Linked DNA regions of Homo sapiens: region 1 is linked to region 2. Evidence: read pairs that join two places in POLR2A ChIA-PET (ENCODE). Cell type or tissue: MCF 10A. All regions are shown on one strand. Each heading gives the region's core, and the rest is flanking DNA. Links, peaks and the distances in the headings are about the cores only.

The links. Peaks named below come from ENCODE experiments on the same cell type or tissue, not always from the same donor. Only the 100,000 strongest peaks of a DNase experiment are listed, where the experiment ranks them.
Region 1: POLR2A ChIA-PET joins it to region 2 with 5 read pairs; 2 of 35 experiments call an interaction of 5 or more read pairs at or near these places.

The regions. Positions count from the first base shown.
Region 1 is chr11:130,267,174-130,279,521 of GRCh38, reverse strand. All of the region lies in intron 1 of ZBTB44 (zinc finger and BTB domain containing 44), which reads left to right. Among named protein-coding and RNA genes, the nearest start is that of ZBTB44, 42 kb to the left of the region's middle. In MCF 10A, for the core only: no CTCF peak of the experiment used is centred there; no DNase peak of the experiment used is centred there.
Region 2 is chr11:130,161,300-130,173,647 of GRCh38, reverse strand. The region is part of intron 1 of ST14 (ST14 transmembrane serine protease matriptase); the gene reads right to left. Among named protein-coding and RNA genes, the nearest start is that of ST14, 7.7 kb to the right of the region's middle. RefSeq lists an enhancer at 12,131-12,348. In MCF 10A, for the core only: no CTCF peak of the experiment used is centred there; a DNase peak (open chromatin) is centred at 7,017.

The DNA.
Region 1 (12,348 bases), core at 2,430-10,429, 110 kb before region 2:
AAGCCCAGCTAATTTTGGTATTTTTAATGGAGACAGGGTTTTGCCGTGTTGGCCAGGCTGGTCTCGAACTCCTGGCCTCAAGTGATCCACCTGCCTCAGCTTTCCAAAGTGCTGGTATTACAGGTGTGAGCCACTGCACCCAACCTGAGCCACATTTTGATTTCAATTAATTTGTAGAATATAAACCCAGGGCTTTTTTTTTTTTTTTTTTTTAAATAACAGTAGAACAGTTAGTGGAGTTTAACACCTTGGTGTGATAAGAGCTAGAATATCACTGTAAGTCCAGGGTGACTGTGGGCGTACCCAAAAATGTACCTCTCTGTGGATCAACATCCAAGGCTTAGCATTGTGGAGGTTGGGGAAGTGGGGAAATAGACTTTGCTAAAATAATTCGGCTAGTCACTAAAAAATAAGCAAGAAACAGTAAGAAGCACCAAGAAAGAGGGAGGTAGAAGAAAGGAACAGTAACTGGATTTGCTATACTATATTATCAAAAATGTCAGTGTCTAGCAAAAAATTATGAGGCATGCAGAGAAAAAAGAAATTATGACTCATGCACCAGAAAAAAAGCAGACCTTATAAACTGCCTGTGTGAGAGAGACCACATGTCAGATTTAACAGAAAAGACTTCAAAATAGCCATCATAAGTGTGTTCACAGAACTAGAGAAAAAGCATAAAGAGGTAAAAGTGGGTATAGTGACAATTTTGCATAAAATAGAGGCTATCAATAAGAATATAAAAATTATTGAAAAAACAATTAGAAATTCTGGAATTGAAAAAAATAATTAACCGAAAATTCACTAGCAGTGCTCTTCTTCACTGGCAGAAGATGGGTTTAGTGAATTCGAACATAGATCAATAGAAATTATGCAAACTGAGGAACAGAGATAAGATAATAATGAGTAGAGCTTCAGCAAAACATAAGACACCATCCCACATACCATTAAACACTTAAGAGTAATGGGAGTTCTGGAAGGAGAGGAGGAAGAGAAAGAAGATAACAATAGAAAATGATATAGCAATAGAAAAAAACACTCAAATAGTGGCAGAAAACTTCCCATACAAACGAATGATGGTTTGACTTACAAGTTTTTAGTGTATGATAGCACAAAAGTGAAAGTGATAAAGCATTCAGTAGAAACCGTGCTTCAAGTACCCTTACAACCACTCTGTTTTTCACTTTCAATGTGGTATTCAATAAATCATATGAGGTACTGAACACTTTATTTAAAAATACTTTGTGTTAGGTTATTTTGCCCAACTGTGTAAGCTAATGTCAGTGTTTTGAGCACTTTAAGCTAGACTAAGCTGTGATCTTTAGGAAGGTAGGTATATTAAATGCATTTTCGACTTTGATATTTTTAACTAACAATGGGCTTATTGGATATAATTCCATACATTGGAGCATCTTTACTGAAAATCTTTTTCTAAGTAAGAAAAATGTAGCAATTTAAACATACAGTAAAAACGCTAAAAGTTTAAAAAGGGAAAATCTTTAAAATAGTAAGAAAATAACTCACTCAAAATGGAACCACTGTAGGATTAATGGCTGACTTCTTATAGCAGTGGAGGCCAGAAGGCGTTGGGAGAACATATTCAAAATGTGCAAAGGACGAGGGAAGAAAACTGTCAACCAAAAATCTTATATCCAACAATGCTATCTTTTTTAAATGAAAGCAAAATAAAGACTGTCCTAGATAAAAACGAAAATTTGTTGCTAGCTGACCCACTTTACAAGGAACATCAAAGGAATTTTTTCAGGCTGAAGGCAAATGACCCTAGATGGTAATTTGAATGCACACAAAAAAATAGAGCATCAGAAAAGGTAATTATATAATTACTTTAAAAAAAAGAAATTAACATTTTTCTCCTTTCTTGTTATAAGTTTATTAAAAAGCAAGCTATTTTATATGTATATACATATATGTAATGCTGATCCCATAACAAAGAAATGTAATAAATCTGTAATATATCTGCCAGTAACAGCACAAAAATAAGTGGGTAGGAGCAAAGCTGTGTTGGGCTAAGGAAATGACTACAGATGGGAAAGCAGTAATCATGACCACATATTGTGTTTGTAATCATGAGCAGATATGATATCTGTAACAATGCTACTATAAATGGGGGAGGGAATTGACATATATAGTAGTCATGTTTTTGTCTGTCACAAGAATTAAGCTAGTATAGATCTGAAGCTGGTTCTGGTATATATTCTAAAACCTTGAGCAACTACTAAAAACAACTCAAAAAATATAATTAAAAATCATTTTAAACCTGCAGATGCTACATTAGAAAATAATACAAAAGTAAGCACTAAAGGAATAGTAGAGGAACAAAACAGACATGGGACATAGAATTGCACGTTTGAATCTAACTATACAAATAACATTAAATGTGAACGGATTGAAATCAAAAGACAGAGATTGTCAGACTAAGTTTATAAACAGCATTATCCAGCTGTATGCTAGCTAAAGGAGACATAATTGTCATTCAAAGAAAAATAGATTGAAAGTAAAAGGATGGAAATAAATATATCATGTAAACAGCAACCACCAGAAAGCGAGAGTGGTTTTACTCGTATCCAGCAAATAGACTTTATAACAAAAAGTGTTACTAGAGACGTTTTATAAGGATAAAAGGGTCATTTCATCAGGAAGCTGTAACAGTTATGTTGCATATATGTAATAACAGAATACCAAAATACATGAAGCAAAAACAGAAATGAAGAAACAGACAATTCAACATTAGTAGTTGGAGACTTCAGTATACCGCTTTTAATAATGTATAGAACAGGCCGGGCACAGTGGCTAACACCTGTAATCCCAGCACTCTGGGAGGCCGAGGCGGACAGATCACTTAGGAGTTTGAGACCAGCCTGGCCATCATGGTAAAACCCTATCTCTACTAAAAATACAAAAATTAGCCAGGCATGGTGGTGCACTCCTATAATCCCAGCTACTCGAGAGGCTGAAGCAAGAGAATCACTTGAACCCAGGAGGTGGAGGTTGCAGTGAGTCAAGATCATGCCACTGCACTCCAGCCTGGGCAACACAGCAAGACTCTGTCTCAAAAAAAAAAGAAAAAAAAAAGAAACGTATAGAAAATTAAAAGGTCAACAAGTAAATAGACGCTATAAACCAACTAGACCTAACTGACATCTATGGAACACTTCACCCAGCAACAATAGAGTATATGTTCTTCTCAAGTGCACATGGAACATTCTCCATTATAGACCATATGCTAGCCATGAAACAAACCTCTGATTTCTTTTTTCTTTTTTTTTTTTTTGAGACAGAGTTTCACGTTCACTCTTGTTGCTTAGGCTGGAATGCCAAGGTGTGATCTCAGCTCACTGCAACCTCTGCCTCCCGAGTTCAAGCGATTCTCCTGCCTCAGCTTCCCCAGTCACTGGGATTATAGGCACCTGCCACCATGCCTGGTTAATTTTTGTATTTTTAGTAGAGACGGGGTTTCACCGTGTTAGCCAGACTAGCCTCAAACTCCTGACCTCAGGTGATCACCCGCTTTGGCCTCCCAAAGTGCTGGGATTACAGGCGTGAGCCACTGCACCTGGCCAATAGATTTTAATGCAAATGACCTGGCGCGGTGGCTCATGCCTGTAATCCCAGCACTTTGGGAGGCCAAGGTGGGCCGATCACGAGGCCAAGAGATCGAGACCATCCTGGCCATCATGGTGAAACCCTGTCTTTACTAAAAATACAAAAATTATCTGGGCATGCTGGCACGCGCCTGTACTCCCAGCTACTTGGGAGGCTGAGGCAGGAGAACTGCTTGAACCTGGGAGGCGGAAGTTGCAGTGAGCTAAGATCATGCCACTGCATACCAGTCTGGCAACAGAGTGAGACTCTGTCTCAAAAAAAAATGGAGATTATGTTCTGAGACCATATGGAATGAAATTAGAAATCAAAAGCAGGAAAAAATTTGAGAAGCTCACAAATATGTGGTAATTAAACAATGCATTCCTAAATAACCAACAGATCAAAAAAGAAATCCAAATGAAATCAGAAAATATTCTAGAGTGGGTTAGGCATGGTAGCCCACTCCTTTAATCTCAGCACTTTGGGAGGCCAAGGCAGGAGAATCGCTTGAGCCCAGGAGTTTGAGACCAGCCTGGGCAACATAGTGAATCCCTGTCACTATTTTTTAAAATGTATTTTAAAAAAGAAAATGTTCTATGGTGAATAAAAATGAAGATACGACATTACAAACACTCACGGTATGTAGTTATAGCAGTGCTTAGAGGGAAATTTATAGTTACAGATGCTTATATTAAGGAAGAAGAAAGATCTCAAATGAATGACCTCGCCCCTCCACCTTAAGACACTGGAAAAAGAGCAAACCTACTTAAGGAGGCATAAGGAAGGAAATAATAAAGATCATAAAAGAATACTATGAAAAATTTTATAGCAATATAATTGTCATATGTCAAATGTCAGAAGCAGTAGACAATCTGAATAGATCTATATCAAGTAATGAGATTAGTAATTTAAAAACTACCTTCAATGAAAAGCCCAGGCTCAGATAGCTTTACAGTGAATTCTACCAAACATTTAAAGAACTAATACCGATTCTTTACAAACTCTTCCAAAAAACGGGAGGGGAGGGAACTGCTGTTCCCATATCATTTTATGTGGCTGGTATTTACCCTGACAATAAAGCCAGACAAAGACGTCACAAGAAAACTCCAGACCAATATCTCTTATGAATAATGGATGTGAAAATCCTCAACAAAGTACTAGCAAACTGAATCCCACAACATATTTTTTTAAAAAACAAACTGTATCATACATGATCAACTGGGATTTTTTCCAGGTTGCCAAGGCTAGTTCAACATTTAAAATTAATTAATGGAATATATTAATAGAATAATTTTTAAATTACATGATTATATCAATAGATGCAGAAAAAGCATTTGACTCATTGAATTCCCTTTAGTGATAGTAACACTGTAGCAAACTAGGAATAGAGAAGAGTTTCCTTAACCTGAAAAGGGGCATCTATGAAAACCTCGTAGCTAACATAATCAGTGATAACAGACTGGGAATTTCCCCTTCTAAGACTAGGAACAAGACAAGGATATCTGCTCTTGCTATTTCTGTTTAACATTGCACTGGAGACTCTAGGTAAGGAAATTAGGCAAGATAAATAAAAGGCATCTAGTTTGGAAAGGAAGAGGTAAGACTGTTTTCAGATGACCTGATCTTATACACGTTGAGCATCCCAAATCCAAAAATGTAAAATTTGAAATGCGCCAAAGTGCAAAGTGTTTTGAGCACCAACATGACGCTCAAAATCCTCATTAGAGCATTTTGGATTTCGGGTTTTTGGATTTAGGAATGTTCAACTAATAACATGTAATGCAAATATTCTAAAATTCAAAATACTTTCGGTCCCAAACTTTTTTTTTTTTATTTGAGACAATCTTGCTCTGTCACTCAGATTGGAGTGCAGTGGTGTGCTCTTGGCTCACTGAAACCTCCGCCTCCTGGGTTCAAATTATTTTCCTGCCTCAGCCCCCCTACTAGCTGGGATTACAGGCATGTGCCACCACGTCAAACTAATTTTTTTGTATTTTTTATAGATGGGCCGGGGTTGGGCGGGTGGGGTCTCTCCATGTTGGCCAGGCTGGTCTCGAACTCCTGGCCTCAAGTGATCCACCTGCCTCAGCCTCCCAAAGTGCTGGGATTACAGATGTGAGCCACCATGCCTGGCCCCCAAGCATTTTGGATAAGGGATACTCAACCTGTTTATAGAAAATCGTAAGGAATTCATTTAAAAAGTATAGGACTAATAAACAAGTTGAGCAAGGTTGCAGAATATAAAACCAGTATACAAACATGAGTTGTCTTATTATACACTTGCAGTGAAGCATTAAATTAAGAAAACAGGCTGGAGGTAGTGGCTCATGCCTGTAATTCTAGCAGTTTGGGAGGCCAAGGTGGGTGGATTGCTTGAGCCCGGGAGTTTGAGACCGGCCTGGGCAATGTGTCAAAACCCCATCTCTACAAAAAATACAAAAATTAGCCAGGCATGTTGGTGGCCCATGCCCGTAGTCCCAGCTACTCAGGAGACTGAGGTAGGGGGATCAGTTGAGCCCAGCAGATCAAGGCTTCAGTGAGCCGTGATCATACCATTGCACTCCAGCCTGGGGCAGCAGAGTGAGACTCTGTCTCAAAAAAAAAAAAAAAAAAATTAAGAAAATAATTTTATTCATGGTGACATCAAAAGAATAAATTTAACAAAGAAAAACTCATACTCTGAAAACTTACAACATGGCTGAAAGAAATTAAAGACAATCTAAATAAATAGAAAAACACCCCATGTTCATGGATCAGAAGATTCAACATTGTAAAGATAGCAGTATTCTCCAAACTAATCTATAAATTCAATGCAGTTCCTATCAGAATCCTTGCTGACTTTGTAAAGATTGACAGTCTGATTCTGAAATTAATATGGAGTTGCAGGGGACCCAGAATAGCCAAAATAGTACTGAAAAAGGACAAAATAAGAGGACTCAGCTTCTTGACTTCAAAACTTACTGCAAAACAACAGTAATTAAAGCATTGTGGTACTGGCACAAGGACATATAAATCAATGGAATAGAGAGTCCAGATATAAACCTATTTGTGTTCAACTGATTTCCAACAAGGATGCCAAGATCTTTCAGTGGTAAAAGAATACGCTTTTTAACAGATGGTACTGGGACAACTAAATAGCTACATGCAAAAGAACGAGGTGGGACCATATACAAAAAATAACTCAAAATAGGTTAAAGGCCTGAAACTTTAAAACTCCTTGAAAAAAAAAAAAAGATATTAGTAAATCTTCATGACTTTGTATTTGGCAAGGAATTTGTAGATACGATACCAAAAGCATGAACAGCAAAAGAAAAACACTGAACTTCATAAAAATTAAAACCTTCTGTGCTTCAAAGGACACCGTCATAAAAGACAACCCACAGAATGAGAGAAAATATTTGCAAACCATTTCTCTGGTAAGCAACTCACAACTAGAATATATAAAGAACTCTGACAACTCAGTAACAAAAAGACAACCCAATGGGCAGAGCTCCAAATGGACAAGGAAGATACACTAATGTCCAGTAAGCACATGAAGATGCTCAACATTGTTACTTATCAGGGAAATGTAAATTAAAACTACAGTGAGATACCACTTCACATCCACTAGGATGACTAGAAACAAAGTTGAATCATAAGTGTTGGTGAGGATGTGGAGAAATCAGAATCCTCATACACTCTTTTTTTTTTTGGAGACGGAGTCTCGTTGACACCCAGGCTGGAGTACAGTGGCGTGATCTTGGCTCACCGCAACCTCCGCCTCCCAGATTCAAGCTATTCTCCTGCCTCAGCCTCCCGAGCAGCTGGGATTACAGGCGCCCACCCCTACACCCAGCTAATTTTTTTGTATTTTTAGTAGAGTTCGGGCTTCACCATATTGGCCAGGCTGGTCTTGACTCCTGACCTCAAGTAATCCACCCGCCTCGACCTCCCAAAGTGCTAGGATTACAGATGTGAACCACCGCATCCAGCCTCCTCATACACTCTTGATGGGAATATAAAGGTGTGGCTGCTTTGGAAGACAGTCTGACAATTTCTCAAATGATTAAATATAGAGTTACCATATGACCCAGCAATTCCTGTCTTACACATATACCCAACAAACTGAAAACATACATCCACACAAAAACTTACACGATTGTTTATAGCAGCATTATTCATAATAGCCAAAAACTGGAAACAACTCGTGTCCATTAACCTGTAGATAATAAAAATGCGGAATATGGAGTGGAGTATTTTTTCAGCAATAAATGTAAATGAGGCATGATACATGGTAGAACATTATACTAAGTGAAGTGAGCCCCAAACGTCCACATTATTATATGATTCCATTCATATGAAAGTCTTGGATGGGGAAGTTTATAGACAAAAAATAGATTAGTGATTGCTTAGGGCTGGCAGGAAGTTGGAGGGGGTTCTCCTAGGTTTGTCTGTTGGGAACCTCCTCAAGTTGACTTGAGCTTTGACATACCCCGAGTAATCTTTGGTAGCTTCCTTGTTATCTGGTCAGATATTCCAGAAGGCATTTACTGCCTGAGACATGGAATCAGCCATTTCTCTAAGGACCCATGAGTTTATAGTTTTTTTGAGATGAGAAATGGAATTTAGAAGCCATTCTGGGTGCTAGCCATATTCATTGCTAGAGATTAAGTACATTATCATTTCATACTGATGCTTTTAATGTGAAATTCAAGACTGTAAACTCAAATTGCAACTTTTTCCTTTAACTATTTATAATGAATAGATATAGGCATTTTATATAGCAAAACCAGACAGAAATTTTATAACATAAATTTATTCATTCATATATTTCACTCTGTTGTATGTTATGTGCAATACTGGACAGGGTCGAGAGAAATTAGACACAAAATGTTTTCACCAAGGCCTTTTGCTCTATCTGCTCCAAGCTTCTAACAACGTGCCTTTCTGCCCTTCGTCCCCGTACATTCTTTACATGTCTTCAGCTCTGATAAATTCAGCAGAATGAAATTTATCGTGACTTCTTCCCTGAACTGCAGGCCAGAATGGGCAACTTCATGTATAAATTTACATGTGGATATTCTTCTCAGGTATTTTAAACTCAGTATATCCAAAATTGAAACATTTCTTTCCCCATCATCAACCCCTATCGAAACCAGCTCTTCTTTTGTCTTGTTTGGTGAAAACAAAGTTAGAGATAAAACCATCTGACTCTTTTAGCTACTGTTCCACCCACCCTTAGTACAAAATCATGCCTAGGTGGTTTTCCATTCTAAATATTTCTCAGATGCATTTTCTTTATCCTCACTGCTGCCACCAAGAAATCTTCTTAAAAGGCAGATAGGACTCTTCTACTCCCATGTGGCTACCTGTACTTTTTGAAGAAGATTGTAGGTCTGAAGCTTGGTATAAACATAAGTGGTCTTGAACCAAATAATTTTCTGGCCTCAGTTTCCTCATCTGTAAAATCAGGGTATTATAATGTAAACTCATGTGAGATAGCATATCTAAAGCCCCTAGTGTTCTATCTGGAGCATAGTTGATAAAAGCCAATACAGACAAGTTTATGTATAAATTTCCACCTGGATATTCCTCTTACAGGCATCTTAAACTTATATGCCCCTCTCCTTAACCTTTTCTGTCCTTCATGGGTTTTAATTAGAATATAAGCTGCGAGTGAGTGATCTCAGTTCAGTTTTAGCATAATTAAAACCTGGTTAGTATCTTTTGAAAGTTAGCTTCCAGTTTTGAGATGTGGCTGCATATTTAAATAGATACATTCTTTCAAATATCAACTTTTCCCATCCAACTAAAATTACTTCCAAGGTTAACAGTCTCATTACTTTCTCTTTCATCATGTTAAGCAGCCACGTCACTTTATATGCTAAGAGCTACTTCGTTTTAATCTCAAATCTTCTGATAATTTTTATCAGCTAATCTATATATCAAAATACAGGTTTTTAAAATGCTGTGAAAAATAGACATTTTAAAATTTGATCTACATTTAATTTTTGTTCACACTTTTTCTAGTGTGAATAAATAGCTAACGTTTATTGAATGCTTGCTTTATGCCAGGAATTGTGCTAATTTAATCCTCTTGGCTATCTTGGAAGTATAATTTCTATGATTCCTGTTTTTCAGATGAGAAAAAAAACAGAAGCATCATTAGAGAGGTGAACAACTTGACTCAGATTTAATGCCTGGCTGGTAAATGGGGAAGTGAAAATTTAAAACCTAAGATTTGTCTAACTTAAACCAATCTACTTTATCAACTAGGCTGTATACCTTATTTGGCAAAATTGTTTCAACCCAACTGTAAAAAAAAATTGTAGGTTCTTTTTTGTATTCCCTTAAATTATATGTTGTTTAGCAACATACCACTTTCACAAGAATGTGTGATAGCAGTATTTCATCAGTAATTTGGAATAAAATGGGTGGGAAGTAAACTTCCTGAATTACTGAATAGTTCAAATTGCAAACTGCTACAAGTACATTTTTATTACTTGTAAATGCTGCACAAAGTCTAAATTAGTAATTGTAGTTAATACTGATCTTTACTCAAGAATTTTAAATGACCTCCAAATTAAACTTATAACTACACATATACATATTCATCTACACACAGAGATAAATGAGATTAATTAATTAATTATTTAGTGGAGTTTCACTCTTTTTGCCCAGGCTGGAGTGCAATAGTGTGATCTCGGCTCACTGCAATCTCCACCTCCCGGGTTCAAGTGATTCACCTGCCTCAGCCTCCCGACTAGCTAGGATTACAGGCACACACCACCACTCCCAGCTAATTTTGTATTTTTAGTAGAGATGGGGTTTCACCATGTTGGCCAGGCTGGTCTTGACCCCTGACCTCAGGTGATCCACCCGCTTTGGCCTCCCAAAGTGCTGGGATTACAGGCATGAGCCACCGTGCCTGGCGAGATTTTTTTTTTTTTAAAGAGACTTGGCTAACTTATAAAAACTTCAGGTTATACCTTGTGGTTTCTCAACTGTCCATATTATGTATGACATTTTCTTTTTTTCTCTCTCTCTCTCTCTTAAAATTTGAGGCCGAGCGTGATGGCTCACACCTGTAATCCCAGCGCTTTGGGAGGCTGAGTCAGGTGGATCACATGAGGTCAGGAGTTCGAGACCAGCCTGGCCAACATGGTGAAACCCCATCTCTACTAAAATTACAAAAAATTAGCCAGGTGTAGTGTCTGGCGACTGTATTCGCAACTACTCAGGAGGCTGAAGCAGGAGAATTGCTTGAACCCGGGAGGCGGAGGTTGCAGTGAGCCAAGATAGTGCCACTGTACTCCAGCCTGGGTGACAGAGTGAGACTCTGTCTCAAAATAAAATAAAATAAAATTTGAGACAGGGTCTTGCTGTGTTGCCCAGGTTGGAGTCAAGGGCTCTTCCCACCTTAACTTCCTGAGTAGCTGGGATTACAGCTGCATGCCACTATACTTGGCACATTTTTCAAATATCTTAAAAATACTTTGTTGCTAAAAAATTCTAGCAATTATCTGAGCTTTCAGCAAGTCATAATCTTTTTGTTGGTGGAAGGTCTTGCCTTGATATTGATGGGTGCTACTGCTCTGGATGGAGGTCACTGAAGATTGGAGTTGTGGCAGTTTGTTTAATGAGACAGTGATGAAGTTTGCCACATGGGTTGAATCTTTCTTCCCCTACCCCACTCCACCCCCCGCTTTTTTTTTTTTTTAAATTAGACGTGGGTCTCACTCCATTGCATTGAGCTCCTGGGCTCAAGTAGTCTTCCTGCCTCAGCCTCCCAAAGTGCTGGGATTACAGGCATGAGCCCCTGCACCCAACCTGGATCTTTCTTTCGTGAGGATTTCTCTTTTTTTTTTTTTTTGTAGACAGAGTCTCACTCTGTCACCCAGTCTGGAGTGCATGGCATGATCTTGGTTCACTGCAGCCTCCACCTCCCGGGTTCAAGCAGTTCTGCCTCAGCCTCCCGAGTAGCTGGGATTACAGGTGCCTGCCACCACACCCGGCTAATTTTTTGTATTTTTGGTAGAAACAGGATTTCACCATGTTGTCCAGGTTGGTCTCGAACTCCTGACCTCAGGGGATCCACCTGCCCTGGCCTCCCAAAGTGCCAAAGTGCTGGGATTACAGGCATGAGCCACTGCGCCCGGCCTTCACGAGGATTTCTCTACAGGATGTGATGCTGTTTGATAGCATATTACTTATAGAAGGACTTCTTTCAAAATCAGAGTTGATTGCTAGGTGTAGTAGTTCAAACCTGTAATCTCAGCACTTTGCAATGCTGAGGCCAGGAGTTCGAGACCAGCCTGGGCAACATAGGGATACCCCTATCTCTACCTAAAGAAATAAAAAAATTTAAAAATTAGCCAGGCGTGGTGATACACACCATAGTCCTAGATGCTTGAGTGGCTAAGACAGGAGGATTGCTTGACCCTAGGACTTCAAGGCTACGGTGAGCCATGATCATGCCACTGTACTCCAGCCTGGGTGACAGAGTGAGACCCTGCCTCTAAAACAAAAATTATAATCTTACCTAGCTCTTCTGGATAACTTGCAGCTTTGACATCAGTACTTGCAGCTTTACCTTGCACTTTTATGCTATGAGGATGGCTTCTTTCCTTCAACCTCATGAACCAACCAACCTCTGCCAGCTTTTCTGAATTTGTTTTAGAGGCAGGGTCTCACTCTGTCGCCCAGGTTGATGTACAGTGGCTTGATCTCGGCTCACTGTAACCTCTGCTTCCCAAGCTCATGCAGTCC
Region 2 (12,348 bases), core at 2,517-10,516:
TAAGGTCTTTCATTTTTTTTGTTGGAGGGTGTTTGATTTTTTTTTTTTTTTTGAGACAGAGTCTCGCTCTGTCACGCAGTCTGGAGTGCAGTGGCACCATCTTAGCTCACCACAACCTCCGCCTCCCAGGTTCTAGTGATTCTCCTGCCTCAGCCTCCCGAGTAGCTGGGACTACAGGCGCCCGCCACCACACCTGGCTAATTTTTGTATTTTTAGCAGAGACAGGATTTCGCCATTTGGCCAGGCTGGTCTCGACTCCTGACCTCAGGTGATCTGCTCTCCTCGGCCTCCCAAAGTACTGGGATTACAGGCATGAGCCACCGCGCCCAGCCTTTCAGTTTGTTTTGAAGTTTGAATCTGAACTTCAGCTGCTCCACCAGACCAGAGGGAGGAATTGGGCTGCCTGGCTTTTGGCAGATGGATAAACAGTGGGTGGAGAAATTAAAATCAAAGAGAGACAGTAGGTAGGCCTCAGTCATTAGCAGGAATTAGCTAATTATGTTCTATTTGGAAGGCCGTAAGTGGTTATTAACCCACTTTTAAGAGGGGGAAAACTGAGGCACAGAGAAAAGTATTTGCCCCAGCAGCTCAGGGCTCTCAGTCCTGACCACTCGCGTGGTGACGCCACACCCTCCCCTGCACCAGCTCCCCAGAAAGGAAAGAAGAGAGTTGTGTCAGGCAGTCCTCACTGAAGCTGGTTCTTTGCCCTCCTATAGGGTCCCACTGCAGATGCGTGAGGCTCGTACACAGCACCCTTGACATAAATAACTCCATCCTAGAAAAAGACCTCATCTTATGTTTCACTTTGTCAACAGGGACAAGATGTTTTGCAAATAAATAAACACGGCATCCAGCCAGACAAGGACATACACACTCCTCCACTGTCTGTCCTCAGTAGAGGACTCTGTGGCCATAGGAAGAGGACAGCAATGGCCGGGCGCGGTGGTTCACGCCTGTAGTCCCAGCACTTTGGGAGGCTGAGGCGGGCGGATCACGAGATTAGGAGATCAAGACCATCCTGGCTAACACGGTGAAACCCCGTCTCTACTAAAAATACAAAAAATTAGCCGGGTATGGTGGTGGGCACCTGTAGTCCCAGCTACTGGGGAGGCTGAGGCAGGAGAAAGGCGTGAACCTGGGAGGCAGAGCTTGCAGTGAGCCGAGATCGCACCACTGCACTCCAGCCTGGGTGGCAGACTGAGACTCTGTCTCAAAAAAAAAAAAAAAAAAAAAAAAGAAGACAGCCAGGCACAGTGGCTCATGCCTGGAATCCCAGCACTTTGGCAGGCTGAGGTGGGAGGATTGCTTGAGCCCTGGAGTTTGAGACAAGCCTGGGCAATGCAGAGAGACCCCCATCTCTACAAAAATTTTTTAAAAAAATTAGCTTAGCATGGTGGCACAGCTACTCAGCGGGCTGAGGTGGGAGGATCACTTGAGCCTGGGATGTCAAGGCTGCAGTGAGCTGTGATCACGCCACTGCACTCCAGCTTGGGCAACAGAGCGAGACCCTGTCTCAAAAAAAAAAGCAACCAAAAGAAACAAAAAAACAAAACAAGAGAAAAGAGCAAGACTTCAGCAGCTTGAAATGGCTGTCTTAATTGACACTATCTTGCTGTCACTCATGATAAGCACCTAGCATCTGCCAGCGAAGCCTCTGCCAACATCAGAAACTCTTCCCCACGAAACCGACAGACTGCCCAGGCCAGGGCAGGAGGGTCTTGTTGTCTTCGTGGCTCTCCCTGGACTGGTTCATTAACCCTTTTTCCTAACCCCTTTCTCTTGATGATAAATGTTACTTTGATGTGGGATGTTTAATCTATACATTTATATATTAAGTATATGATTATGTATGGCTTGCAATGTTGACTGACTTGTGGAGTGGCTTCAGCCTGTGTGCCCGAGGCTCTGCCTCCTGAGTGAACAGGAAGTACTAAGGAGAATTGTCTTTTTGGGAACTCCATGTGGCTAGTGGTGTTTATGATTGAAATTGCATCAATAAAAGTCTGACCTTGTGGAAAGACACAAACGTGCGGGGACCTGGTTATCTTTGATCTTGCACCACTCAAGAGACCCCCCCAATATTGCAGAAAAGCGAACTGAAGCCCAGAGAGATCATGCTCTGCAGATCCAGCGAGCCCACTTCTGAGTATTTATCCAAAGGAAGGAATTGAAACCAGGATCTGAAGAGAGAGCTGCATCCTATGCTCACTGCAGCACTGTTCACAGAAGCCAAGATGTGGGAACAAACTAAGCATTTTCCTTAGCAAATGAATGGATACACAAAAGGTGGTCCATACCTTCAATAAGAGATCTTGTATTAAGTGTTCTTATCACAAAATAGTAATTATTATTATAAATAAATAGAATAATAGATAAAGAGGGCAGGAGGAAACTTTGGAAGGTGATGGATATTTTGCAGCCTAACTTATGGGATGGTATCACTGGTGTTTCCATACATCCACACTCATCAGGTTGTACACATTAAATAGAAACAAAAGAAACAAAAAACAAGAGAAAAGAGCAGGATGTCAGTAGCTTGAAATGGCTGTCTTAATTGACACTATCTTGCTGTCATTCGTGATAAGCACAACAGCAGTATCATCTGTGGATCTTATTCAGATTTCCCGTTTCACTGCTACTCATGTGAATATTAAGTTCCATTCTATGTCATTGCTAGCACAGGCCCCTGTCTGTAATGTCACAAAAAGGTACAGCTTTTTGCATATCAATCATACCTCAATAAAGTAGTCTAAATCAATAAATACAGTGTTGATTTCAAAAACAAAAAAAAAAGGAACACTCTGCAAAACTCTATCTACTACAAAACCCACTTCTTGGGCCCAAGAGACGGGCCCCTGCTGTGCCCACCACTGTATATGGGTCGTCACTCCTTTAACATTGGTCTAAGGGCACTGGCTCCCTCAACTCTGACGTTGGCTCTAGCCAGAAAGGCCCCCAAGCCTGTTAGGAACCAAGAGGTTCCTAACCTCTCGGTTAGGAACCCATCTGCCTGCTCGGAATGGCTGGGCTCCCCTACCGCCTACCGAACCTGCCTGCCCTCCAGCACACAGGCCAAAGCTGAGCCTTGCCAGGAATCCTCCCGGGACCACAACAAGCCACCGTACTTTCTCCCTGGGGCCTCACCTCTTCCCCAACCTGCACCATGCTGGGTGGACCAGGAAGTCCTGGCTGGTCACAGTGCCCCGGTTTCCTCTTCCTACTGCCTCTCTCCCTCCCCCTCCACCCTCAACCTTGCCCAGAGTTAGCACTTGATTGACTAATTGATGGGTTGATGGAAGGTCTTCTCTCCCCATAGCCAGACTTAGGCAGCCTCCCCAGGGCAGGCTGGAATAATCTGCCAGTTGCCAAGTGCCCTCAACCAAGAAGGGGAAAAAATACTCAGTCCACACCTCAGGGCTCTGCTGACAGTCCCCCAGGCTCTCTGGGGTCAGACCTGGCCTGGCCACCCACTGTCCTCAGGCCCCATTTAAAGTTCGACTTTGCCGGATCTCTCCTGGTCCTCAGTTCAGTGTGTCGCCCCCAAAACACACACACCAGGACATAACCTCTTTTGCCAATTCTAGCCGGAAAATTCCATCTCTGCCTCTTCGATCCCATTTAGTTTGCACCAGCCCTCTCCTTATGTGCCAAAGACCTACTTCCCGGCCCAGCTGCCCCACCTTCCTCCTGCCCCAAGTCACCGGACTCAGAGCAGAAGCATCTGCCTGCAGCAGCACAAACAGGCAGATCCCCCAAAACCCGACAAGAGAAACAAGAGGTGCAGCCAGCACCTAGTAACTTCTTTTCATTCGTTTTCTTGACTTTTTATTAAATCCACATTCTGATTTCACGAGCTAGTGTGCCTTTCATTACTGACATTTTTATGGAGATACTTGTAGATTCCCATACAGTTGTAGGAAATCATACTGAGATCCTTGCCCAGTTTCTCCCAATAGTCACACCTCATAAAACTGTATCATAATACCACAACAGCAGTATCATCCGCGGATCTTATTCAGACTTCCCGTTTCACCGCTACTCACGTTAAGTATTAAGTTCCATCTATGTCATCGCTAGCGTAGTCCCCTGTCTCTGGCATCACAGTCAACATTCTGAACAGCTCCAACACGAGGATGCCCATGGCCTTCTGTAACCACAGCCACCTCCCTCCTGTCCCCCACCCCTTCAGCTCCACAATCGCTAATCTGTCCTCTACTACTAACATGGTGTCATTTCAAAAATTATGTTATATAGGCCAGGCGTGGTGGCTCATGCCTGTAATCCCAGCACTTTGGAAGGCCAAGGCGGGTGGATCACCTGAGGTCAGGATTTCAAGACCAGTCTGGCCAACATGGCGAAACCCTGTCTCTACTAAAAATACAAAAATTAGCTGGGTGTGGTGGCACACACCTGTAGTCCCAGCTACTCGGGAGGCTGAGGCAGGAGAATCGCTTGAACCAGGGAGGCGGAGGTTGCAGTGAGCCCAGATCACACCGCTGTACTCCAGCCTGGGACAGAGCAGGACTCTGTCTCAAAAAAAAAAAAAAAAAAAAAACCCATTATATTATATAAATAAATAATATGGTATGTATGGGACTGTTGGCTTTTTTTTTAACTGCACAAAATTCCCTGGAGGTCTTTCAAGTTGTTGCATCCATCAGCTTGTTCCTTTTCAGTGCTGAGTCATATTTCATGGCATGGAGGTGCCACAGTCTGTTTCTGACTTGGTGGACCCAGGGATCTGCAGAAGCTAGTGGGAAAAACCCAAGCCTGCCTGCAGCCTCTAGAACTGGGTAAGTTCTAAAACACGCTTCCATGGCTACAAATCTGAGCACCTGTTTTGGGGAAAGGACCAACTATGCAAACAGAGGGGCCCCACCCCCAGGGGAGGGCACCAGGAAGTCTGTGTCCTCTATTAGAACCAGACTCTATCCTGGGGGAATAGGATACAAGCGAGGGGAGAACTGCTGGATCTACCCTTGAAATTGGATTCTCAGAGCCGAGACAGATTCTGCAGGGCATGTCACCCACCTCTCATCCTCGCGAGACCATCCTTTTGGAAGAAATAGCATTTTCCTTAGTACGAGTATTAGGAAGCTCTTCCTTCCACCAAGTGTGATCAGCACTGCAATCACCTCTGCACTAATTAGCACTGCAACAGAACCAGCCTAGTTTCCCCACTCAGGAGACGCTCCAGTGGAAGCTCTACATCGGTGCTCGTGTGCTCTCTCAGTCTGCACCTCCTCTGGCTAAACATGCTCAACTCCTCTGATCATTCAAACAAAATGTTTTCTAAACCCTGGCCATCTGGTTCCATCTCACCCTTAGTCATCTTCCCTTGAAGACACCGTTTCCAGAATTCACCAGCATAACCCACAAGAGGTCTGACTAGCGTGGCCTCCACAGGGTCTGCTTGCCAATTACCTTCCTCATTCTGTTTGCTCTTTTTCTATTAATTGTCCAATGATGCATTCAAGTAACACACCCAAACAATAAAACGATTAAAATAAGAAGATGGAAAGAATGATATGTTCCCTCGATGAAAGCTTATAAGGCAATCAAAAATCGTTTTTCAAAAAGTAGATAATGACATGGAAAAGCTATCTAAGATAGAATGTTAAATGAAAAAAATAGGCTGGGCACGGTGGCTCATGCCTGCAATCCCAGCACTTTGGGAGTTCAAGGCAGGTAGACCACTCGAGGCCAGGATTCAAGACCAGCCTGGCCCATATGGTGAAACCGCCATCTCTACTAAAAATACAAAAATTAGCCTGGCGCAGTGGCGCACACCTGTAATTCCAGCTGCTTGGAAGGCTGAGGCAGGAGAATTGCTCAAACCCGGGAGGCAGAGGTTGCAGTGAGCCGAGATCGCGCCACTGCACTCCAGCCTAGGCGACAGAGCAAGACCCTATCTCAGAAAAAAAAAAAATAGTCACTCCTGCCCTTCGAAATTCAGCTCAGGCATCTCCTTGGAGTAATTCTGGGAGATCCCTCTCCAACACCTCCCTCCCAGACTCCTGTGATAGGGGAGGGAAGGGGGTCTGTCTTGCTCCACAAATCTAGCATGAGGTATGATATCTAATAAATGTTTGATAAGTTCATTAATAAAATCATATCTTTACTGCAGAGTGGAATTAGTGATGATTCCATTTGGAGGAGAATAGGTGTGCACACAAACAGCAGAACACACACACAAGACTTGTGGGAGAATATAAACAAAACTATTTATAGAGGCTCTAAAATCTGGGAGAGGGAATTTCAGAAGTTTCACATTTTACACTGTACATTTCTATATTGTGTGACTTCAAAAAGAAAAGCTTCCTAAATGTGGTAATGAGGAAAAAAATTTTTTTAGAAAACATGCATAGGCAATACCAAATTGTTAAAATGTCTTTGTAGGGGTATTTGTGTCATTTTTATTAAAAAAAATTTTTTTTGAGACAGAGTCTCGCTCTGTCACCCAGGCTGGAGTGCAATGGCACGATCTCGGCTCACTGCAACCTCCACCTCCCAGGTTCAAGTGATTCTCCTCTCTCAGTCTCCTGAGTAGCTAGGATTACAGGTGCCCACCGCCATGCCTGGCTAATTTTTGGATTTTTAGTGGAGATGGGGTTTCACCATGTTGGCCAGGCTAGTCTTGAACTCCTGACCTCAAGTGATCCATCGGCCCTGGCCTCTCAAAGTGCTGGGATTACAGGCATGAACCACCGCACCCGGCCTCATTTTTAAATTCTTACTACTTATCTGAGTTGGCTAAGTTTTCTTTAAATATGTATATATTAGACTTTTAATAATAACTTTAAAAGGTATAACCAAATAAAAACATAGGGGGAAGAAAGCACACTTCGACTTTGGGCAGTCACACTTCCATGCCTGATCTCTCCTGGGCTCACTGTCAACTCAGAACTCTGGGTCTCGTGGTTTCTGCTCCATGGTTGAGGGAGGTGGTTCAGTGAGCAAAGCACTGACTCCTGACCCAGACGGATGCATTCTGCTCAGCGCAGCCTATCAGACAGTCTGTCCAGATGCTCTGACTCATAATCAAGTCATACAAGGTATCAGCCTTTCCCTCCCAGCTGGTGTCATCTGTGGAGCTGGTAGGCAAATGCCCCAAGTCCTCATCTGAGCTGTTACTAAATAAGAAATGGCACAGAACCCAGGAAGGGGTGACGAGCAGCCTGAGGTCACCACCCAAAGTGACGTGGATTCAAGAACAGACCCCCCCTTAGGCACAGCCTTTCAATCAGACACAAGCCTACCAGAACTTCGATCCTCCAACACCCAGGGCTCCACACCCAGCAGACAGGAGGCCAATAAAACACCTTGTCCAGGATACAAGTGGTGTGTGCACAACAACCAACTAGACACATTGAACCATAGACAGCAAGGAGGGGAAAGAGGCGTGAAAAGTGATTTGTTGGCAGAGGTGGGTGAATTGGTTTTCATTTTAAAACTTCCGCCATAATTTTTAATCATATGTATAATACATAAAGCTGTGTCTATGTAAAGCATGTTGAAATCACAACTCCAGCTGTGCTCCTGGTCCACCAGCTAAGGAACCTCATCAAAAGGGGAAACCAGACAAGCTGGTCTATGATGTTTGTAGCACACCAGCACTGGCACCGGGTGATCACCACTTCCTTCTTATGTGCTCACAGCTCTCTGGTGAATAACATGTTCTAGCAGTTTGCTGGGGATATGCAACCTTCACCATCATCTCAGGAACACAATTTTATAATGGCATGGTGGTGAGCTCCCAGGCTCTGAAGTTGCGTAGATCTGAGTTTGAATTCTTACTCTACTTCTTACTGCCTTTACACAAACCCTTTGAGCCTCAGTATTCTCGTCTGTGAACTGGGCATTCTTTCCCCCACACAGCTGTTGTGAGGATAAAGTGAGGTCAGGAATTGAAGTGCAGATATTTAGTGAAAGGTAGAAATAACTGTCATCACATTCTTCTCCACCCTTTCAACATCGCCACCACCATCATCATCCCCACCACCACCTCAGCATCACCAACGTGGGCCAAAAAGAGTCAAAGGATCCAAGATTTTGATCAGTTAGCCAACTATCACAGGATTCGGGGGAAAATCCCAAAATATTGCTAAGTCCAGGCAGAATAGGGAAATTTTGAAAATATGAGCATCTGAGACAGAATTTTTAGCAGGGAGCTGCTTCTGGAAAGATTCTTAACAAAGCAAAAAGGGCAACTACTACCCATGAGCTCTGAGCAAACCCCAAACACACTTCTCACCACTGCCAACCAGGCCAGGCTAAGAACTCTGAGAATTCTGTAAGTTTCTATTCCCATCCTACCAAATGGTTTCTATAATTTAGTCCCAGGCATCTCAGAAACAACCTGAGAAGAGAAATCCAGTTTCTTACCCAAATCTGATGAATTGTCAACCTTTAGTATTCCATCCCCTCCTGAACCCTGTGGGCTGACAGCCCTGTTCCGCATGTCACAGCCCACATAGGATATGACAGGGCCAGACTACCTGGGCTCCAATCTAGATTCCGCCACTATTTTGCTCTGCGACCTCAGGCAAGTTACTTAGCCTCCATGTGCTCCATTTTCCTCACCTATAAAAAGGTAATAACAATAAGGCTGGGCCGGGCGTGGTGGCTCACACCTGTAATCCCAGCACTTTGGGAGGCCGAGGTGGGCAGATCACCTGATCTCAGGAGTTTGAGACCAGCCTGACCAACATGGAGAAACCCCATCTCTACTAAAAATACAACATTAGCCGTGCATGGTGGTGCATGCCTGTAATCCCAGCTACTCGGGAGGCTGAGGCAGGAGAATCGCTTGAATCCAGGAGGCGGAGGTTGTGGTGAGCTGAGATCACACCATTGCACTCCAGCTGGGCAAAAAGAGCGAAACTCCATCTCAAAATAATAATAATAATAATAATAATAATAATAATAAGGCTGGGTGTGGGGGCTCACACTTGTAGTCCCAGCACTTTTGGAGGCTGAGGTGGGCAGATCACTTGAGCCCAGGAGTTCAAGACCAGCTTGGGCAACATAGCAAGACCCTGCCTCTACAAAAAATACAAAAATTAGTCAGGCGTGCTGGTGCCCACCTGTAGTCCCAGCTACTGAGAAAGCTGAGGCAGGAGGATTGCTTGAGCCGGGAGGTCAAAGTGGCAGTGAGCCATGATTGCACCATTGCACTCCAGCCTGGGTGACAGAGGGAGACCCTGTCTAAAAAAAAAAAAAAACAGTAATAACAACACTTGTCTCTGAGAAGGGTAATACTTGGTCTCAAAGACTAGTAAGACCACATCTTACTTCCCTTCAGCCATGCCTGACCCAGGACTAGGTACACAGTTAGTTCAATGAAGCTTGGCAGGAAAAAAGACAAGCAGCCAGCCATGCTCAATAAATGCTAACGATTATTAGTGTTCATCATTATTAGTATTCTAGACACTCCAGTAATCATTGCACAATATCAGAAGCAACATCATCTTCAGGACCTGGGCTCCCAGGGGACTCTGTCACGTTTCCCTTCCTCTTCCAAAGACAACTTCTCTTTTAAAAGAGACATGAGCCACCAGCCTTGGCAGAACCACAGACCAGAGAAGGAGCAGACATCAGGGAACTTGAGGGCCACAGTGTTCCGAGGGACAGAAGCCACTGGCCACAGCAGTAGGCAGTCTGGTAGTCTGGTTCCCAGGGAGCAGAGTGAGGGTCAGGTAGGGGGAGGGAGCTGTGACTCGTTCTCCTTCCGCAGCCGGTGACAACGTGGCAACAGGCCAGCAAGTCGGCTCGAGCAGGTCCACCCTCTGACCATTTCCACTGCTAGCAGGCGAAGGCAGCCATCAAACTAGGGGCATCTTCTCCTCTTCCTCAGTTTTCTCAACTCCTAAACGAGGAATTTCCAGGTGTTCTCAGGACCAAGGCAGAGGGAAGGCTCCAGAAAGCCCCTGGAGAAGGCAGATTTCCGGTCCACTCCAGCAGCTGAAGCCCCACCTACAGGACAATCCTAGCTTCCTGCTGCTTTCTGCCTTCCCAACCCTCTTCCTCACCCACTGCACACACCTGCCCAGCACATGCTCTAGAGAACAAAAAAGGCAGTTCTCTAAAGTTTTATGTGGGCACAGTGGCTCACGCCTGTAATCCCAACTACTTAGAAGTCTGAGACAAGGAGGATCGATCACCTGGGCCCAAGAGTTTGAGTCCAGCCTGGGCAACATAGCAAGACCCCCATGTCTAAAAAACAAAACAAAATAAAAGTTTAATTTTCTATGGTGGGAGGGGCAGGGGATGAGAAGGAGAAAGGGATATGCAGCTGGCACACATTTTCTTTTCATAGAAAGATATTTCTCCTAGAAGCTGGGTAAAGCAGGGGAATGAAAATCAGAAGGTCTTAGGAAGAGGTCTCTGTTGCTGGCGAGCAGTTCCTTGAATCCTGGGGGCACTTCCCTGTGTTTGGCAGGGCAGGATGGCTCCTCTGTGAGGTCAGGGCCCCACTGACAGCCTGGGTTCTCAGCCTCTCGACAGGCGACCTACTGATACTATACGATCTTCTTGCTTGTCTCAAGTCCCTTTCAACTCAAAAACTCAAGCTGCATCATTTGAACACCACACTGCAACTTACAAAGGGCTTTCATGTAAAGTACCCCTCTTAATCCTTTCAACAAACCTGGAACATATATGTCATCACCATTTTATAGCCACAGAAACCAAGGCTTAGAGATATTGAGTAACATCTCTGAGATCACGTGGCTAGACAAGGCGGCCCCGGGTCTTGGCTGCATGTTACCTCCTGCCACCACATCACAGATGCCTGCAGCCCTAATTTGCTGACCTGGCCCTTCCAGCCTGGGTTAGAGAGATGCCATGTGCTCACCCAGTGCATATCGAGAAGCTAGTACTCATGAGTCAGAATTCAGTTCCCTGTACCCCACACTACCTTGGGTGGTCCCAAGGACAGGGGCTGTGAGTCTAGGGTCTTCCTCACTGCTATTTCCCAGCACCTGGCACAGGCTCAGTCAGTGGGTTACCTAGCAGATATTGTTATGTGAATGAATGCCTGAATGGTTGACAAATTAACAAGCAGGTGACCCTCTGAATAGCCAGAGGTGTACACCCTGGCCCCTAGACATCTGATTTTGGCCACACAACATCCGATTTTTCCAAACTTGGTCTCTGGATGCCTAAGGGATGCTGAGTCTTACCTAGGGCAATTGTGATCGGAAAAGGAACCAGTGGATGTCAAGGCAGCTTCATATTCACCATCAAATACTCAACAGGAATCAAGACCCTCAGGGAGGCAGGCTCCCTGGCTCTCATTAATGGCCATAAGAAGTGGCATCTGTTTCCCTGCTTGCTTGCAGGCAGGGCTCACACCATCCCCAGATGCAGTAACGTGCATCAGGACTCTGAAGGCCACGCAGAACACTTGATGGGAACAGCAGGGGTGGGGCAGGGGCCACACCACCAGCCTTGGGAAGGGGACAGCCAGATACAAATACCACCAAACAAGGGTGCACGGATGGATGCAACTGGGGACAAGGAACCCAGAAACAACAGCACCCTGTGGGCCAGGCTCTGCTGACCCAGATAATAAACCCAGGGGCAGCAGCCACACCTCCCGGCCGGGGATGGACATCCTAGCTGCAAACACACACTACAGGGTGATCCCAGGGACTGGGATTTCTGGTGAGGCCAGGGATGGGAGGAATCTGCAAGACATGGAAATGAGCTTTGGCCAATTTCCTCTGGACACTCCGCCTCACAGCTAACTTTGGCATTCGTCTCTTAGTTTCGCTCTCAAGACTGGATGTTCTTTAAAGGAAACAACCACATCTTACTGGTCTCTGAGAGCCTTCCCTTCACCCATGGGACTAGGTACTGAGTTAGTTCAATAAAGCTCGGCAGGAGAAAAGACAAAGAGCAAGCCAAGAGAATGAAAATGGCAGAGGGGGAAGGAACAGCCCAAGGGCGCAGAGAGCAAATGAGCTTCGCAGAGGAGGAGGAAATGAGCAGGGATGGGGGAAACTAAAGCCAGGGCTTGCAGGTGACAAGACAAGTCCGCTGAATGTGGGATCCTGGGGGTGAGTGGAAGGTGAGCCCCAGCCTGGCTGCTTGTCAGGTGGTGAGATGGCTCAGAGAGGAGGCTGGACCACACGACCAGGAAGACCCTGCTTTCCCCGTGTGGGCAGGAGAGTCCTAGAAAGGGAAGTCAGGGAGAACAAACTTGGGGTGGGGGCACCGGACTGCCCTGAAATAACAAATTCCAAACAGCAGGTTCTCTGCTGAAGAGGCAGGGAGTCTAGAACCCCAAGTAGGCAATTAGCAAGGACACAAACATAGCAATTACAGCAAGGAAGAGAAGGTGAA